2 separate regions of the Homo sapiens genome follow, and region 2 is linked to region 1. The links are chromatin loops, found by intact Hi-C in ENCODE. Cell type or tissue: mammary epithelial cell. All regions are shown on one strand. Links, peaks and the distances in the headings refer to the core of each region. The heading gives the core; the rest is flanking DNA. Region 1 has its middle 14 kb from the start of MME. Region 2 has its middle 62 kb from the start of MME.

Region 1 (8,535 bases), core at 347-8,346:
ATTTCTATGTATTGTGCTTATCACCCTAGCTAGGATTTCTTATTCAAAGTTGAATAGGAAGGGTGCTAAATAGTATACTTGCCTCATCCTTGCCATTGTAATTCTATTGTTTTACATATTTAATATTAATTTATATGTATCTATCTACTTACCTTTGCATTGTTCTTTCTGAAATTTCACCTGCATTCTTTTCTATCTGCAAGAATACCCCTTAATATTTCTCTTGGTTTGGATCTGTTGCTAACAAATGCTATTTAGTTTATCTTTATCCTTCAAAAACATATTTTTTCAAAGCTTTAAAGGCTATCTTTTTATTGTCTTTGGACATTCATTCTTCCTGTTGGAAATTCAGCTACCAGCCTTATTTTTAGTTCTATGAGTTCAAGATTGTTCTTCCTTCATTACCAACAAGAGGCAAATGTAATGCTCTGTGAAGAAATATAATATCAAACTAAACTTAGAATTATTTCACAATATTTTACATACAATTTCCAACATTCAGTCAAAAATAACAAGGCACATGAGAATAAAAAAGAACAGAAACAAAACTTTGGGGAAACAATAGGCAATAGAACCAGGCAAGTATCCAGAAGTAATGATATTATTAGAAATATATTTTAAAATAATTATGTTTATTATGTTCTGAGACATAAAAGACAAGCTTGAAAATATTGACACACAAATGGAAACTTTAAAAAGGAAAGAATTGACTGGGCGCAGTGGCTCACACCTGTTATCCGAGGCCCACGGATCACAAGGTCAGGAGTTCGAGACCACCCTGGCCAACATGGTGAAACCCTGTCTCTACTAAAAATACAAAAATTAGCTGGGCATGGTGGCACATGCCTGTAATCCCAGCTACTCGGAAGGCTGAGGCAGGAGAATCACTGAACCCGGGAGGTGGAGGTTGCAGTGAGCCGAGATAGTGCCACTGCACTCCAGCTTGGGACAGACTGAGACTCCATCTCAAAAAAAAAAAAAAAAAGAAAGGAAAGAACTACGTCAAAACTAAATATGTAATTAATGACCTTATTAATTATATAAATATATGTTATATATTTATGTTATATAATTATGTTATATATTTATGTTGTATAATTATATATATTATATACTTTGTAATATATATTATTTATATATTATATAATAATATACATATGTATATTATTATATATTATATAATAATATACATATAATGTATATTATTTATATATTATAATATATACATATTATATAAAGATATAATATATCATTTATAATATATATAAATATATAATTATATAATGTATATTATATTTATATATATTTATATATAAATATATATTTCATATATATTTTATATTTTATATTTTATTCATAATAAAAATATTATATATTTTTATTTAATATATTTATTTAATAAATATATTTTTATTATTTTATATATATATATTTAAATATATATATTTAAATATATATATTAAAAATATATATTTAAATAATATATTTATTTAATAAATATAATATATTTTATTAATATATATAATAAATATATTATATTTGATTATATAATATATAATATATTATATTTGATTATATATTATATTTGATTATATAACATATTATATATTATATTATATTATATTATATTATATTATATTATATTATATTATATATACCATTGCTTTCTTCCCCCAAATGAGCCTTTTCCTCCTCTGCACCTTTTCCCAAAAAGATGCCTGCATATAGGGGAAGAAAGGGTTTATATGGTCTCTTGGTAATGGGAAAAAGCAAGCTGTTATGAACTGAACTGTTTTGCCCTCAAATTCATATGTTGAAGCCCTAACTCTCAATGTGACTGTATTTGGGAGATGGGGGCTTTACAGAGGTAATCAAGGTTAAATGTGGTGGTATGGGTGGTAGTTTAATCTGATAGGACTAATCCTCATAAGAAGTGAAAGAGAAGGCCCAGCATGGTGGCTCATGCCTGTAATCTCAGCACTTTGGGAGGCCGAGGTGAGTGGATCACCTGAGGTCAGGAGTTAGAGACCAGCCTGGCCAACATGGCAAACTCTGTCTCTACTAAAAATGCAAAAATTAGCCGGGCATGGGGCAGGCACCTGTAATCCCAGGTAGTCGGGAGGCTGAGACAGGAGAATCGCTTGAACCTGGGAGGTGGAGGTTGCAGTGAGCCGAGATCCTGCCACTGTACTTCAGCCTGGGCAACAGAGTGAGACTCTGTCTCAAAAAAAAATTATACATATATAATATAACAAATATATGTATATATGTAAGCACTGTTCTAACCCTCTGATTTGCAAAATATTCAATAATGAAGGCACAAGAGAAGACGGCCATGCAGCCGCAAAGTCAGAGATTGGGAGATTCATTAAGTGAGGCTAAGGAAAAAAGGTTTGTTTCATTTCTCTTGTTGATTCTGAGGCATATACGAAATGTGTGAAATAATGAGGACTATCACACACTGTTTGTGTGTATGTTATTTATTAAACTGCACATATCACATTGTATTTAGGTAACTCAATTATGTTGATGAGACTCTTCTGAATACTCTTTCACTCCTGCATGCCTTTGAACATACTGTTACCTTCACTTGGAAAATCTTTCCCCTCAATCTACTTAATGAGCTCCTAGATATGTTCTTAATTTTCCAGGGATACTGCAACAAAGTGCAACTGGTGCTTAGAACAAGAAAAATATATTGCCTCACCAGTCCGGAGATTAGAAGTCTGAAATCAATGTGCTGGCAGAGCTGTGCTCTAAGATTTTCTAGGGGAGAATCCTTCCTTGACTCTTCTAGCTTCTGGTGTTTGTCAACAACCTTTGGTGTCCTTTGGCTTGTAGGTGCATCACTCAATCTTTGCTTCTGTTATCACATGGCCATATTATCCCCGACTAAATTAGTGTCTCTGTTTCTGTGTGTCTTCTCTTCATCTTAGAAGGACACCAGTCATACTGCATAAGGGTCATCCTACTCCAGTATGACCTTTTCTTAGCTAATTCCATCTGTGACAATCCTGTTTCCAAATTAGAGTACATTCTGTGGTTGCAGGAAGGACATGAATTTTGCAAGGACTCTATTCAACCCAGTAAAGTATCCTTTGGCACTTTCCTCAAAGACAGTCTCATTTCTGAAGTGTGTGTGTGAGTGTGTGTTTCTTTTAACTAACCACTTTGGACATTCTTTCATCAAGGCACATATAGCTGTAGCTACTGTTTCTCTCTCTTCCTCTCTCCCTTACTAGACTAAGACTTAAGAAAAGGGAATATTCTATTTATCTCTATGTCTTAAGGACCTACCAGAATGGCTAGCATATGTGTGTACTTAGAAAATATTTATGAAATAAAATGAATAAATTACCCTTCCCTGAAGTCCTAAAGACTACAGATATAAAGACAAATGGAGACACCTCCCCCAGCACGAGCTACAGAAAAGTGGAACAGGATATAGTCACATTCAGCCTTCAACAAAGAGCAGCTTATAGTTATCTTTAACTTTTCTTGAAATCTATATAAATAAGGTGAAATTTTGTCTCTTTATCTGCTAGTACATAACAACAAAAAAAGTTGCATGATAAATTCTTAGCAAGCACAAAGGTTAAGTTTTGGATTGCCTAACTTAAAACATGAGTGAGATGACTTATGCTCATGTGGAGCCCTGGGAGGTGCCTTAAATAGACAGGCAGTCAGTCACCCTCCAGAGCAGGCTGAGCTGAGGTAAAGTGAGAGGGTGGTGACTAATTAGAAGCATTTCATACATAATATGACACTGTGGTCATAAAAGACAGTGCTTTCAAATATGGACTCAAGTTGTAGATATATACACTGATGTTCCAAATTGTTGTAGTTGCTGTGCAGTGGAGCTACTTCTCACATAGGCAGTTCCATGAACTGCCTTTCAGGGTGAATAGGACAGGGATTTAATTATTTAAGTAATTCAGGAGTGTTTCACTATTCACTTAGCAGAGCGAAGGGCTATTAGACCAGGAAGACAATTCTAGATGTCGTCTAGTCCAATTTTCATTTTATATAGAAATGAAGCTAAGGTTTACAGTTTAAATAAATATTCTACAGTCCACAAATTAATTTTTAAAGAGCATTTAATGACAGAAAATTAGCATTTTATAGTACTAGTTTAAGTATGTAACATTATGACAATGTAATTTAAAAAATGTGTATGAGCTTAGAAAAAGATTGAAAGACTATACAGTAAAAGGAAATAATCACAGATGTGAATATGCATGATTATTGCCCTCTTTGTATTTTTTTGAAGTTTCCTGTTTTCTATAAATAAGTAATATGAGTTGCTCTAGTTGATTCCAGGGCTGGTTTCCTTAAACTTCTTTGCTCACTCTCTCCTTGCCTGCTCATTGCCATCTCCTCAACCCAATAGTGGAGGCACCTCCTTGTAAACCCTAGTTTTCCATGGAGTGAGTATCGTCGTTTGAAAGTAATTGAGCTAAATATTAAATAATTTTTCCCCAAATTGAGTCATTTGTGTATTATGGTAATAACTTTTGATGAATCTGAATATCAATTGAATATTACTTATGTAATGTGTTTTCTATCAATAAACTCACTTCCTTTAACTAAAATACATGGTGTAATGACATTTTATATTGCTGTCACTGGATGACTGATTGAAAATCTATGTCACTTACTGAAAAAGTAAGTACAATGAAAAAATTCTAGCTTGGTACTCTCATCTGCTGAAAGCCTGAGACTAAGGACTGCTCTCTGTTGAGAAAAGTGATCAGCTATTACTACAGAGATGTTACACAAATATAATTTCCAAGATGAGACTTTTTTCTTGACCTAAGTGAATCTAAAGAGAAGTCAAAATAGAATACCATTCTTACAGTGAGATTTATCCTTATATAATAACTCTGTATACCCCTACAACCATCTCACCTCCTAACATTAGAACGCATAGCATGTTTTAGAACTCACCGATTTAGAGACTATAAAGGAACCATGAGTAATAAGGCAGAATATTTAGGTTGGATTCATATAATGTATTTTCTGGATGTAGATAATGTTGAAGAAAGCTATGCTTTCCTTGTGCTTGCAAAAGATTCTCCCAGAGACTTTATTTGTAGTTATTATTCCAACAATTATTTGGGAGAAAACACAGGCAATTTGAAAAAAAAAAAAAAACACCTCTCATTCAAAGATAAAATAGATTTTTGTATGTTTTAAAAATTTATATAACAGATTTAGCTTTTGCAATTTATTTTCCTTTTTTTTTTTTTTTTTTTTTTTTTTGGGAGACTGAGTCTCACTCCATCACCCAGGCTGGAGTGCAGTGGCACCATCTTGGCTCACTGCAAACTCCACCTCCCAGGTTCAAACGATTCTCCTGCCTCAGCCTCCTGAGTATCTGGGATTACAGGTGCGTGCCACCATGCCTGGCTAATTTTTGTATTTTTAGTGGAGACAGGGTTTCACCGTGTTGGTCAGGCTGGTCTTGAACTCCTGACCTCGTGATCTGCCCACCTCGGCCTCCCAAAGTGCTGGGATTACAGGCATGAGCCACTGTGCCCGGCCCTTATTTTCCTTTTGAAATACTTTCAAACACTTCACCAAAAAAGATATATGGATAACAAATAGACACATGAAAAGACACTTAACATCATTAGTCATTAAGGAAATGCAAATTAAGACCATAATACACCATCATACACCAATTACAATGGCTAAAACTAAAAAGATTGACTGTACCAAGAGTTAACAAGAATGTAGGGCAAATGGAATGCTTATACAGTACTGGTGTGAAAAATGCTACAACCACTTTGGAAAATAGTTTGGCAGTTTGTTAAATAGTTAAACATTACTGCCACAGGATTCGGCTATTGCACTCCTAGATATTTACCTAGGAAAAGTGAAAGCATATGTTCATGTAAAGACTTAAAAATGAATTTTCACAGAAGCTTTATGTGTAATAGCCCCAAGCTATAAATTAAACAAATTTCTATCAACAAGGGAATTGATAAACAAACTAAGGGATATCCATTCAATGGAATACTATTCAATAATAAACAAAAGAATGAACTAATGCTACTATGTGAATGAATATCAGCATAATTATGCTGAATGTAAAAAGGCAAAAAAAGAGTGTATACTGTGTAATTACATCTATATAAAATTCTAGAAAATGCAAACTAGTATACAAACGGTATAGTAACAGAGAGGCAATCAATGGTTGCCTAAGAATAAGAGATAGGTGGGGAAGAGCAGCAGGGAGACATCACCAAGGCACAAGAGGTACTTTTAGAAGGTGACGGATAACTTTATTATCTTGATTGGATGACTCTTTCATGGGCATATACATAATAAATGTCACATTTTATTAAATTATACACTTAAATATGTGCAGTTTATTGTTATGTCAATTACGCATTAATAAAGCTGTTGAAGCCAAAATAATTCCTCCCAAAACTTGAATATTTTAGGCTGGTCTGACACGGTGTCACTGGTGTCATGATATCAGCTACATTTTTTTGTTTCTATACTTTTAACTACATTTCACATTCTAACAGGCCTAGCATAGCATGTGCTAAAGTAGCACAAGTTTTATTAAATTAGGCTTAGCAGGCATAAAATCTGAAAATACAGAATTTTGCAGACCTAGAGAGTTATTGAAAGTTTTTGAACATCTGAGTGAGTAAAATATTCTGAGTTTCTATTTAATCGACCAGGAAATAATGTGAACAATGAATTGAGATCAAGAAAAGATGAAATAGTGTCTTTCTAAGGATAATGTTCAAAATGTTAGTATAATAATCCAGGGAAAATAAGAGAATAGAATTTCTGCTGCCTAATGTTGGCTTTGGAAATAAAGTGTAGGGAAAAAGATTCAAGAGATCCTGTGGAGTTGATAATGCTGAGATTTGTAAATTCATTGTTTGTTGGGGAATAATAAAGGACTCATCGAAGGCCACTGGGATGTGTCAAGCCTAGATGAACTGGAACAAGGCTGAGCCTGTAAAGTATATAGGTTTCACGAGAGCATGGGTTTGTGAAGCATTCTACAAATGAAAGGAAAAGGGGGGAATATGTTGGACTAATTTTTGTAGGTTTGGGAGTTGTCTGCCATGAGATCAAAGCTGAAATAATGATATGGATAAAAACAGTCAAGGAAGAAATTCTAGAAAGAGAGAGATGAAAAGAGAAGAAATGATGCTTTATTTAGTAGGCAAATGGAGGACAAAGAGGAGGGAGAGACCAGTACAATGTTGTAGAAGCTAAGAGAACTGAAAGTTCAAGAAATAGATGTATTAAAGATTAAGAAATGTCATCAGGCTAGAAATAACAGAGAAAATTAAAGATGCTTTCAGTGAGAGGGATGAAAGAATTGATCAGCTCGTGGCAACTCAGAGTTGAGAGAGGTTTGTTAAGGCCCAGGATGACTGAGCTCACAAGTGAATGACTTGGAAGGAAGATGAAAATCCCAGTAATTGAAGAGCACTAACCTGGCCCTTTTTCTTTGAGACACCTTCAAATAATATTATTCGTATCATTCCTTGTTATAATGTGAAATTTTGCCTTAGCAATTTATTCATGATATTACAGGAAGAGAAACATTGTACTTTATGGAGAACCCTTCTTATTTTATTAACACCTACTTAAATAGTGACTGGAGAAATTAATATCACCCTGAGTTCCTAGGCAGGAAGAAACTCACTGGGTTTCAAATGAGTAAAAAGCAATACCATCAGATTAATGGACTAGGAATAGGCTCCATTACCTTCAGCTATTTTAATATCCTAGTACTCAACAAGAATGTGACTCCCTTGCCCTTGTCCATGTGATGTTGGTTAACGTCAGCAGAAGGACCTTATTGAGAACTGCCTCCCTACCCAGCCCCAGAAGCAACAGGAAATGGGTATGACCAGAGGGAACAGGAAGAGATTGTTTTCCTTTTGGAATGTAACTGCCGCCTCTACCAATAACCACTAGATAAGACAGGTGGACGATGCAAACAGACAACAACTCTCCTATAAGAATATAGTTAGTGTGATTGAGACAAAAGCAAGACAATCATATTGTTTAATGTTTTTGGAGCTATTTTTCAATTATATACAATATTGCACTAGTCAAATGGGCTCTCTTAACACTTTTATTTCTTTAATTTTTCTGGCCTAGTTTTAAAATTTATGGTGCATTAATGTGCATTGAATAAGCTTTTGTGAAATAACATCCTAAATCACTATACTTGAAAAGATTTCTTACATTAAAAGCATCTTGTGACAAGGAGCAGTTCGTTTCTTTAGGATTTGACTTTGAGATATTTTAAACAGTATAATGAAAGTATACACCAGAAGCCACTATGTACATACATCTGCATAAACAGATCAGGATGAGTTTTTAAAAGTGTTCTTTTTGCTTGGACTTAAAGGATCTAGGTAAATGCAATAATCTGACTTGGTAAGAATGCTTGTGGTAAGAATGACCAGCTGATGAAAAGGATTAAGAATGATGGGGTTCAAGATAAGCTTTATCTTTGCAAAAGGATTGGTACGGTATAAAGCATAAATA
Region 2 (8,535 bases), core at 1-8,000, 48 kb before region 1:
AAGTTCATATTGCATTTGTTGGTCTGCTGTAATTATTGGCCACACAGTTAATGTAGTTTAATGAGAATATACACAATTATATATGGACTAACCCAGCCAGTGTAGCCAGCATAGCAGGTGACCTATGATACTTTCTTCTGCCCAAACTGAAAACATTTATTTTCAAACAGGAAAATATTGATTATCAGAGTTTTGTGAAAATATTAATTTATCATAGTATTATGTGTTTCCCTGCCAATATTTAATGTTTGATATCAATGAAAAATCCAAAATGACTTATAAGGAGCAAATTAAATACAAATATCCACATAGAAAGATAGCAAAATACCAAGCAGTACTAATGCATGCAGGTATAAGTGATAGAGATATGTACATAAAATTGAGAATTTTTTTTTTTTGAGACAGAGTTTCACTCTTGCCTCAGCCTCCCAAGTAGCTAGAATTACAGGCATGTGCCACCATGCCCGGGTAATTTTTGTATTTTTAGTAGAGACGGGGTTTCACCATAGGCGTGAGACATTGCGCCCGGCTGAGAAAATTTTTTATTTGAACTAAATTCAAAATACTGAAAGATAGAGTTAACTTTAGGCAAGATACTGGGATCTGAAGAAAAAAACATGACTGCCAAGAGTAACATGATTTACAAAATGGGGATTTGCCCCTACCTAGAAACATTGATAAGTACAAAAGGTATAAAGTGAAATGGGATGCATATTGGAGTGAAAGGAAAATAAATTCTGGGACACTCAAATCACTTAGCCAAAGAGAAAAGTCAAGCTGGGAACTACGTAGGGCAAACCTGCCTCCTAGATTATCCATGCCTAAAATAGATAGCCACTAAAATAAAAAAAAAAGCCACATACCTCCCTCACAAGAAATTTCCTTCTGGACAAAGGACAGACAAAACTCAAAGTCATCCCTCTGTTCACTGAGATAAATGCATGTGTGTGGTCTCCTTTGGAAAGACTAATTAGAAACTCAAAAGATGGGTACACGGTACACTGCTCAGGTGATGGGTGAACCAGAATCTCAGAAACCAGCATTAGAGAACTTATCCATGGAATCAAAAGCCACCTGCACCCCCAAAACTATTGAAATAAAAATAAAAATAATTCTTAAAAGAAAAAAAAGAAGAAACTCAGAAGAATGCAACTGTTTGTCTCTTACTTACCTATGACCTAGAAACGCCTGACCGACTTCAAGTTTCCTGCCTTTCCAGATGGAGCCAACATATACCTTGCCTATATTGATTGGTGTTTCATGTCTTCCTAAAATGTATAAAACCAAGCTGTGCCCCAACCACCTTGAGCACATGTCGTCAGGACCTCCTGAGGCTGTATCACAGGCGTATGTCCTTTACTTTTTGGCAAAATAAACATCCTAAATTGACTGAGACCTGTCTCAGATATTTGGGGTTCACACTGGATACTTTATATACATTCATCCACACAGGCAGTTGTATAAGCAATATTATCCTTGACCAGAAAGACAATGTCAGCTACTTTTTATCTGTCATATTGGATTCAGTAAGTATGGTTTGGTCCTTCACAAAACAGTAAACTCTCTTGTTTCTAGGTTGTACCCCAAAGTCCTTGAGGCTCAATAAGTTTACGTTGTTTTTTTCGTTTTTCAAAACCACATTATGAAGTAGAACAGTACTTCCTTTTGTTCTCTACAGTGGTGATTTCTTGCAAGGGTTATCCATCACTGGGTCTGTCTGGATTGATGTACAATGGTTATAGTCTGAAATTCTCTGAGAAGTAGACATTATTTCCATATTGTGGTCTACACTGGATTCCAATTGTTAGTTTTTATTTGCTTACAAGTTATTTCTCCTGACAAAGGCTATATTTAGCTGAACTATGTGATTTGATTTGCAAATCCTACTCCCTCACACACACATATTTAAGTAATTGTTTCAAACAAAGGTTCACCCTCATCCACTTTGTAAGGCAGGCTGAAGGTATAAGTAAAGTGGGTGTAGCTGTGTTTGTTTCTGCACTTTAAGAAGTCCTTTAATATGAATAGTTAAGCAAATTCCTGTAGGTGAAAAGTATTCCTATCATCTGGCTTATGTGTTTGATTTCCTTACAGTGCAAATAGACAAAGCCCTTCAGAAAGCCACCCACACAGAGTAAAACTGCTATGATAGGGTTCATTGCTTCTTTTGTTGTTGTTTCAGTGAAAATGATTCCAAAAGATGGGCATAAGCTAAATACAACTCCCCAGTAAATGAAAGTGTGCCATCATGCTAATTGGAACAAACCTGTAGCACAGTTTAAACCAGCAGAAAAGCTGTTCAGTGCAGCATCCCTGAACCTAAAGTCAGAAGATGAGGGAGTCTGGCCCGAGTCCTCCCCTTTGCTTGCTGAGTGGCACTGCTTAAATAGCTTAACTTCTCTGAGTCTCCTTTGTGAAACTGGGTTATACTTAATGACCTTTATTGTTCCATGTAGCTACTTTCTAAATTCAACAATCAAAACGTTTTAATTACATTCTCTCTTTACATATTGATATATTCTTGGGTACTGGGTTTCAAGATGTGTATACTTCTTAGTGAGCAGAATAAGCATATTATATATATCGGGGTTTTTTTCTCCTTTAATCACATTCCATTTGTTACCCTCAATACCTTAATTTTTTGTCATCCAAGTTGCTGCTTTTTCTTGCTATATTGTATTAGTTTGCTAGGACTGCTGTAACAAAATACCACAGAATGAGTGGCTCTAACAATTGAAATTTGTTCTCACAGTTCTGAAGTCCAAGATCAAGGTGCCAGCAGGGCTGGTTTCCCCTGACACCTCTCTCCTTGACTTGTGGATGCTCTTCATATGGCCATCCCTCAGAGCACCCTTACCCCTCGTATTTTTCTGTGTGTCCAAATTTTCTCTTGTTATAAGGACACCAGTCATATTGGATTAGGGACCAACCGTATTACCTCTTTTTACCTCTTCAAAGTCCCTATCTACAAATACAGTCACATTCTGAGTTACTGGGGGTTAGGTCTTCAACACATTGAGTTTTAGGGAGACAGAATCAGTCCATAACATATGTAATCTTTTAAAAAATTATTACTTTTTATCTTATTTATTTTTAAAATTTTATTTATTTAAAAATTGCATTTTAGTAAAGATGGAGTCTTGTTATGTTGACCAGGGCTGATCTCGAACTCTTGGGCTCAAGATATCCTCCTGCCTCAGTCTCCCAAAGTGCTGGGATTATAGGTATGAGCCACTGCACCAGGCTTATAGCATATATATTCTAAGTCTTCTTTATATTAATATAGACTTTATCAAATAACATTTTAGCATCATTTAAAAATATTTTATACTTTCAATATAATAATCAACATATACTTCTTCTAAACAGACTTTAAATAGTCATCATAATTTTAATTACATGAATCAATGCTTATAAGTCTTCATGAATCCTCCTAGTAGATATGTTCATTTTTTTATACTACAATATTTTCATAATTTATTCTTCCTTCCTTATGATACCTGAAAAAGAAATTTATTAATAGCTAGTCACTTATAAACCAGCATCCCAGAATTCCTGGTATCACCTCTAGTATGACATAATCATATGCTCCCAATGGGTGCCTAATAAACACTTGTTAGATTAATTAATTTGATTCTTTTGACTTATAGGAGACTAAAGGCCAGGAAAAATAGAGATCAGTATCTAGGAATCAAACTACTATTCACTGCATAGCACAAAGTAACAATTCTCAAAAATTTTACAGCAACAAATGGGGAGGATAATGCTCACTGGTACATGTCCCTCTTCTTGGTGGAAGCACAGTTAAAGACCTCACTATTGGCTGAGTGCAGTAGCTCATGCCTGTAATCCCAACACTTTGGAAGGCCAAGGTGGGTGGCTCACCTGACATCATGACATCAAGGCCAGCCTGGCCAACATGGTGAAACCCTTTCTCTACTAAAAATACAAAAATTAGCCAGGTATGATAAAGAGTGCCTGTAGTCTCAGCTACTCCGGAGGCTGAGGCAGGAGAATTGCTTGAACCTGGGAGGTGGAGGTTGCAGTGAGCCGAGATCGCACCACTGCACTCCAGCCTGGGTGACAGAGCAAGATTCTGTCAAAAACAAAACAAAACAAAATGACAACAACAAAAAACCTCACTCTCTTGATGTGGCCTTGTCTTCTGCACATATAAACCATGTTTCCATCAGGGAAAATTATGGACATATAAGAGAATTGTGAAGGCAGTTTTTAGGATCTCCACAGGAATTGTTAACAGTGTTAGTGTCTCCCTCCAGGGTTTTCCTGGCCTTTCAGCGATTTGGTGAGCTTGGCTAGAATAGCCTGGTCTAACCCTGCAGAGACCCACTCAACCTCATCACTAGACAGGAGTGAAAACCAGAGTCAGTACTCTTACTGATGTCAGAATCAAATTGGAGAGAGATTCTGGAGTCCGACATGTAAGAAAACATTTAAGAAATCCTATACCTCAACACACAATGCTCAAGAAGTTGGGAGATTCCAAGAACAATTTCACTCAGAGGTTGGCGGTATTTGGCAAAGAATGACAGCAGTCTTGCACTGAGTACTTTACAGAGCACAGACCCACACTGCTTCAGCTCACTTCATCTCCTCAGATTCCCGAGAGAGGAGGCTCAGGAACTCTTACCATGTCCATTTGACAGAGGATGAAGCTAAGGCTCAAAGAAGGTAAGGATTACATGTGGTAAATTCAAAGTCACAGTGAATAGTTGAGTAATTGAGGAGGATGCAAACCTAAGTCTGATGACTTCCTGTTTTGCAGTGTTTTCCCTAAGTTACACCTCCTTCCCTGGGTGTCAAGCAGGAACTTGATATGTTTTGCTAATCAGTGAATCACCACCTTGCAACCATGTGTACGGCAACTGGATGTCTTTTTTCTGGGATGATATTATCTAAACTGTTAGAGCAGATAACCTTGTGCAATCTCAATAAGACACCATGGTAAAATTTCAGAAAATTGCATTGCCTTAGAGATACGGGCAGATTTTTTCAGAGCAATTGAATGTATTCAAAGATGTCTTAATTAAAATAAGAATAGATAATGTTAAATGTCCATTCCCTGGAAGTAGAATAACAGGAATGTCAACTGTAAGCCACACATTTTTATATAGTCTGGTAAACTAGCAAAAAAACAAAACAAAACAAACAAACCATAAAAACCCAAAAAACAAAAAAAGTCTTGGTGTGGACAGAAACAAATAAAATAATTACCGAGTCTTTTGACTATCATCTCCCTAATGCCTAACCCAATGCCTGGAAACAGTAAGAGACCAACAATGTATTGGCTGAGGTAAGTTTATGAGTTAAGGACTTCCTAAAGTAAAGGCCTCTTCAAAAGGTTTCCCCGCTTTCACCTTTGCCCTGCTTCAGTCTCTTCACACCCTGCAGCCAAGTAATCCTTGAAGAATATAAACCAGAGCTTGTAGTTAGCATAACTCTCCAATGACTCCCATTCTCTCTCAGAGCAAATGCCAAGGTCCTTGTAACAGTTTACAAGGCCCTGCAAGATTGGCCTCTCTGTGTCTCTTCAAACTCATTTCCTACTCTCAGCTTTATTTACACCCCTTCATCCACTCTGCCTTTTGCTGTTCCTCCAACATGCCAAATGCCAGAGGCATAGTCACCCAGGGGCCTTTGTCCCTGAGCTGCTCATCCTCAAGATATTACCCACTGTTCACCTTCTTCAAGGTACACAATTTATAGCTGAAACCACCCACTCACATGCTTTCTATTTACCCTCCTAGTTTACTTTGTTCTGTAATACTTAAGACTTTCTACTTCATTATTTATTTATTTTGTTTACTGTCTGTTTTGCCCCACTTGAATGAGAATTCCATGGGGGCAGGAATTTTTGTTCATTTGGTTGTTTTTCCAGTGCCTGGAACATAAGTACTCAGTAAATGCTTGTTGAAAGTAATACAGAGAGGCCGGGAGTGGTGGCTCATGCCTGTAATCCCAGCATTTTGAAGGCCAAGGCAGGCAGATCATGAGTTCAGGAGTTTGAGACCAGCCTGCCCAACATGGTGAAACCCCATCTCTACTAAAAATACAAAAATTAGGCGGGCATGGTGGTGCACACCTGTAATCCCAGCTACTCAGGAGGCTGAGGCAGGAGAATCGCTTGAACCCAGGAGGCAGATGTTGTGGTAAGCCAAGATCACGCCACTGCACTCCAGCCCGGGTGACAGAATGAAACTCTGTCTTAAAAAAAAAAAAAGTATACAGAAAAATGTTCTGAACTCAGTAAGATCACGGCTTTTATAGAGTGCCAAAGGAAAAGTTAATGAAGAGAAAAATAAGAAAAAATGTTTTCAGAATAACCTGGAGAGAAAGTATTCGGGCTTTAAAATAAAACTGGAGCTATATGGAAAAAGAAAGAGTGAGAGAGAAAGAGAGGGAGAAGGAGAGAGGGAAGGAGAAGAGATAGAGAAGGAGGGAGGGAGAAAAGGAGACTTTAAATTAGCTTAACAAGGTGTGGCTGGGAGTGGGCTTACGCCTGTAATCCCAGCACTTTGGGAGGCCGAGACAGGCAGATCACCTGAGGTCAGGAGTTTGAAACTAGCTTGGCCAACATGGTGAAACCTCGTCTCTACTAAAAATAAAAATTAGCCAGGCATGGTGGCACATGCCTGTAATCCCAGCTACTGGGGAGGCTGAGGCAGGATAATCACTTGAACCTCAGAGGCAGAGGCTGCAGTGAGCTGAAATCGTGCCACTGCACTCCAGCCTGTACGACAGAGCGAGACTCTGTCTCAAAAAAACAAAACAAAACAAAAAACAGGGTGCATGCTAAGACACCCCACTTCAAATAGTGTTTTTCGAGGTGTCTCAGCCAGTTCGGGCTACTATAACTGGCTGAGTATCATAGGCTGGGTGGCTTAAACAATTAAAATTTATTTATCACAGTTCTGGAGCCTGAGAAGTCCAAGATCAAAGTGCCTATGGATCCAGTGACTGCCATCTTTTCATTCTACGCTCACATGGTGGAGAGTAGAAGGAGAGGAAGCAAGCTCTTGTCACATGCATCCGTGTGACGAGACCACCAACAGGCTTTGTGTGAGCAACAAGGCTGTTTATTTCACCTGGGTGCAGGTGGGCTGAGTCCGAAAAAGGAGTCAGCAAAGGGTGGTGGGATTATCATTAGTTCTTACAGGTTTGGGATAGGCATACAAAGTACATTCTCAAGGGCAGTGAGAATATTACAAAGTAACTTCTTAAGGGCGGGCAAGAATATATCATATCAGTTAGGGTGGGGCAGGAACAAATCACAATGGTGGAATGTCATCAGTTAAGGCTATTTTCACTTATTTTGTGGATCTCCAGTTGCTTCAGGCCATCTGGATGTATACGTGCAGGTCACAGGGGATATGATAGCTTAGCTTGGGCTCAGAGGCCTGACAGCTCTCACATCTCTCTTCTTATAAGGGCACTGCCTTAGTCCCTTTGGGTTCCTATCACAAAATGCCTGAAACTGGGTAGCATATAAACAACAGAAATTTTCATCGCACACTTCTGGAGGCTGGGAAGTTAAAGATCAAGGCTCTGGCAGATTCGATGTCTCATGAAGGCTCATTTTCTGGTTCATAAATGATGACTTCTCACTGTGTCTTCACATGGTGAAAAGAGGGAGGCAGTTCTCTGGGTTCTCTTTTATAAGGGTACTAATCCCAATTATGAGAGTTAAGTCTCACAAAGACCCCACTTCTCAATATCATCCCCAAAGCCCCACCTCCCAATACCATCATCTTGAGGGCTGGCATTTCAACATATAAACTTGGAGGTTGGGGCGGGGGGCACAAATATTTAGACCATAGCAGGCACTAATCTCAACAATCAGGGCTCTACACTCATGACCTTATTACCTACTAAAGGTCCCACCTCCTAATATGAACATCTTAGGAGTTAGAATTTCAACATATGAATATTTGAGGGACAGAAACATTCAGGCCAAAGCACAGAGTCTTTTCCATGGAGCCTTACAAATCAGGGAAGGAGTCAAATACAGACTTCAGCCCCCAAATCCATATCTGCCCCTCAGTTTTACATCTTCAATATTTTTAGTTTCTGGATAAGATTTTTTCTTTTAAAAAATGCCTTAGATTAAAAATAAACATAAAAGAGTGAAACTACTACCATAAAGTATGTTATACCAGGAAATTCTTGAGAGAGATTTGCTGAAGACTGCTGATAGAAAAGGTCAGGATCACAGAAAGTGGACTATTCTCTGCCTTCTCTCAGCATCTAGGCTTCAGGTTGTAAAGAAGCTTGGGAAAGAGAGCAGAGCTAAAGCAAAGAAAACGAACATGTTCTTTAGGGAAATGTGTAACTGAACTTGGAGTTGAGGTGGTCTGGCTGATGAGCCAGGGCTGGAAGTAGCAACAAAGAAAAGCCCTCTTCCAAAGACCATTCAAACTTTTATTTGTGGAAGTGAGTGTGCTGTGCAGTGAGTTTACAACTTCAGAGGACACCGAGACAAGAACACAAAGGCATTCTTGGAAATAACTCAGAAAA

Evidence for each region. Hi-C counts contacts between places; a loop is a spot of excess contacts. Peaks named below come from ENCODE experiments on the same cell type or tissue, not always from the same donor. Only the 100,000 strongest peaks of a DNase experiment are listed, where the experiment ranks them.
Region 2: it touches region 1 in a loop (2.1-fold over the local background); 4 of 110 quality-filtered maps call a loop at or near these places.

Annotation. Positions count from the first base shown.
Region 1 is chr3:155,062,065-155,070,599 of GRCh38, forward strand. It overlaps a transcript of MME not described here. Among named protein-coding and RNA genes, the nearest start is that of MME, 14 kb to the right of the region's middle. In mammary epithelial cell, for the core only: no CTCF peak of the experiment used is centred there; a DNase peak (open chromatin) is centred at 3,677; H3K27ac peaks cover 330 bases.
Region 2 is chr3:155,014,268-155,022,802 of GRCh38, forward strand. No RefSeq gene overlaps it. Among named protein-coding and RNA genes, the nearest start is that of MME, 62 kb to the right of the region's middle. In mammary epithelial cell, for the core only: no CTCF peak of the experiment used is centred there; a DNase peak (open chromatin) is centred at 4,824.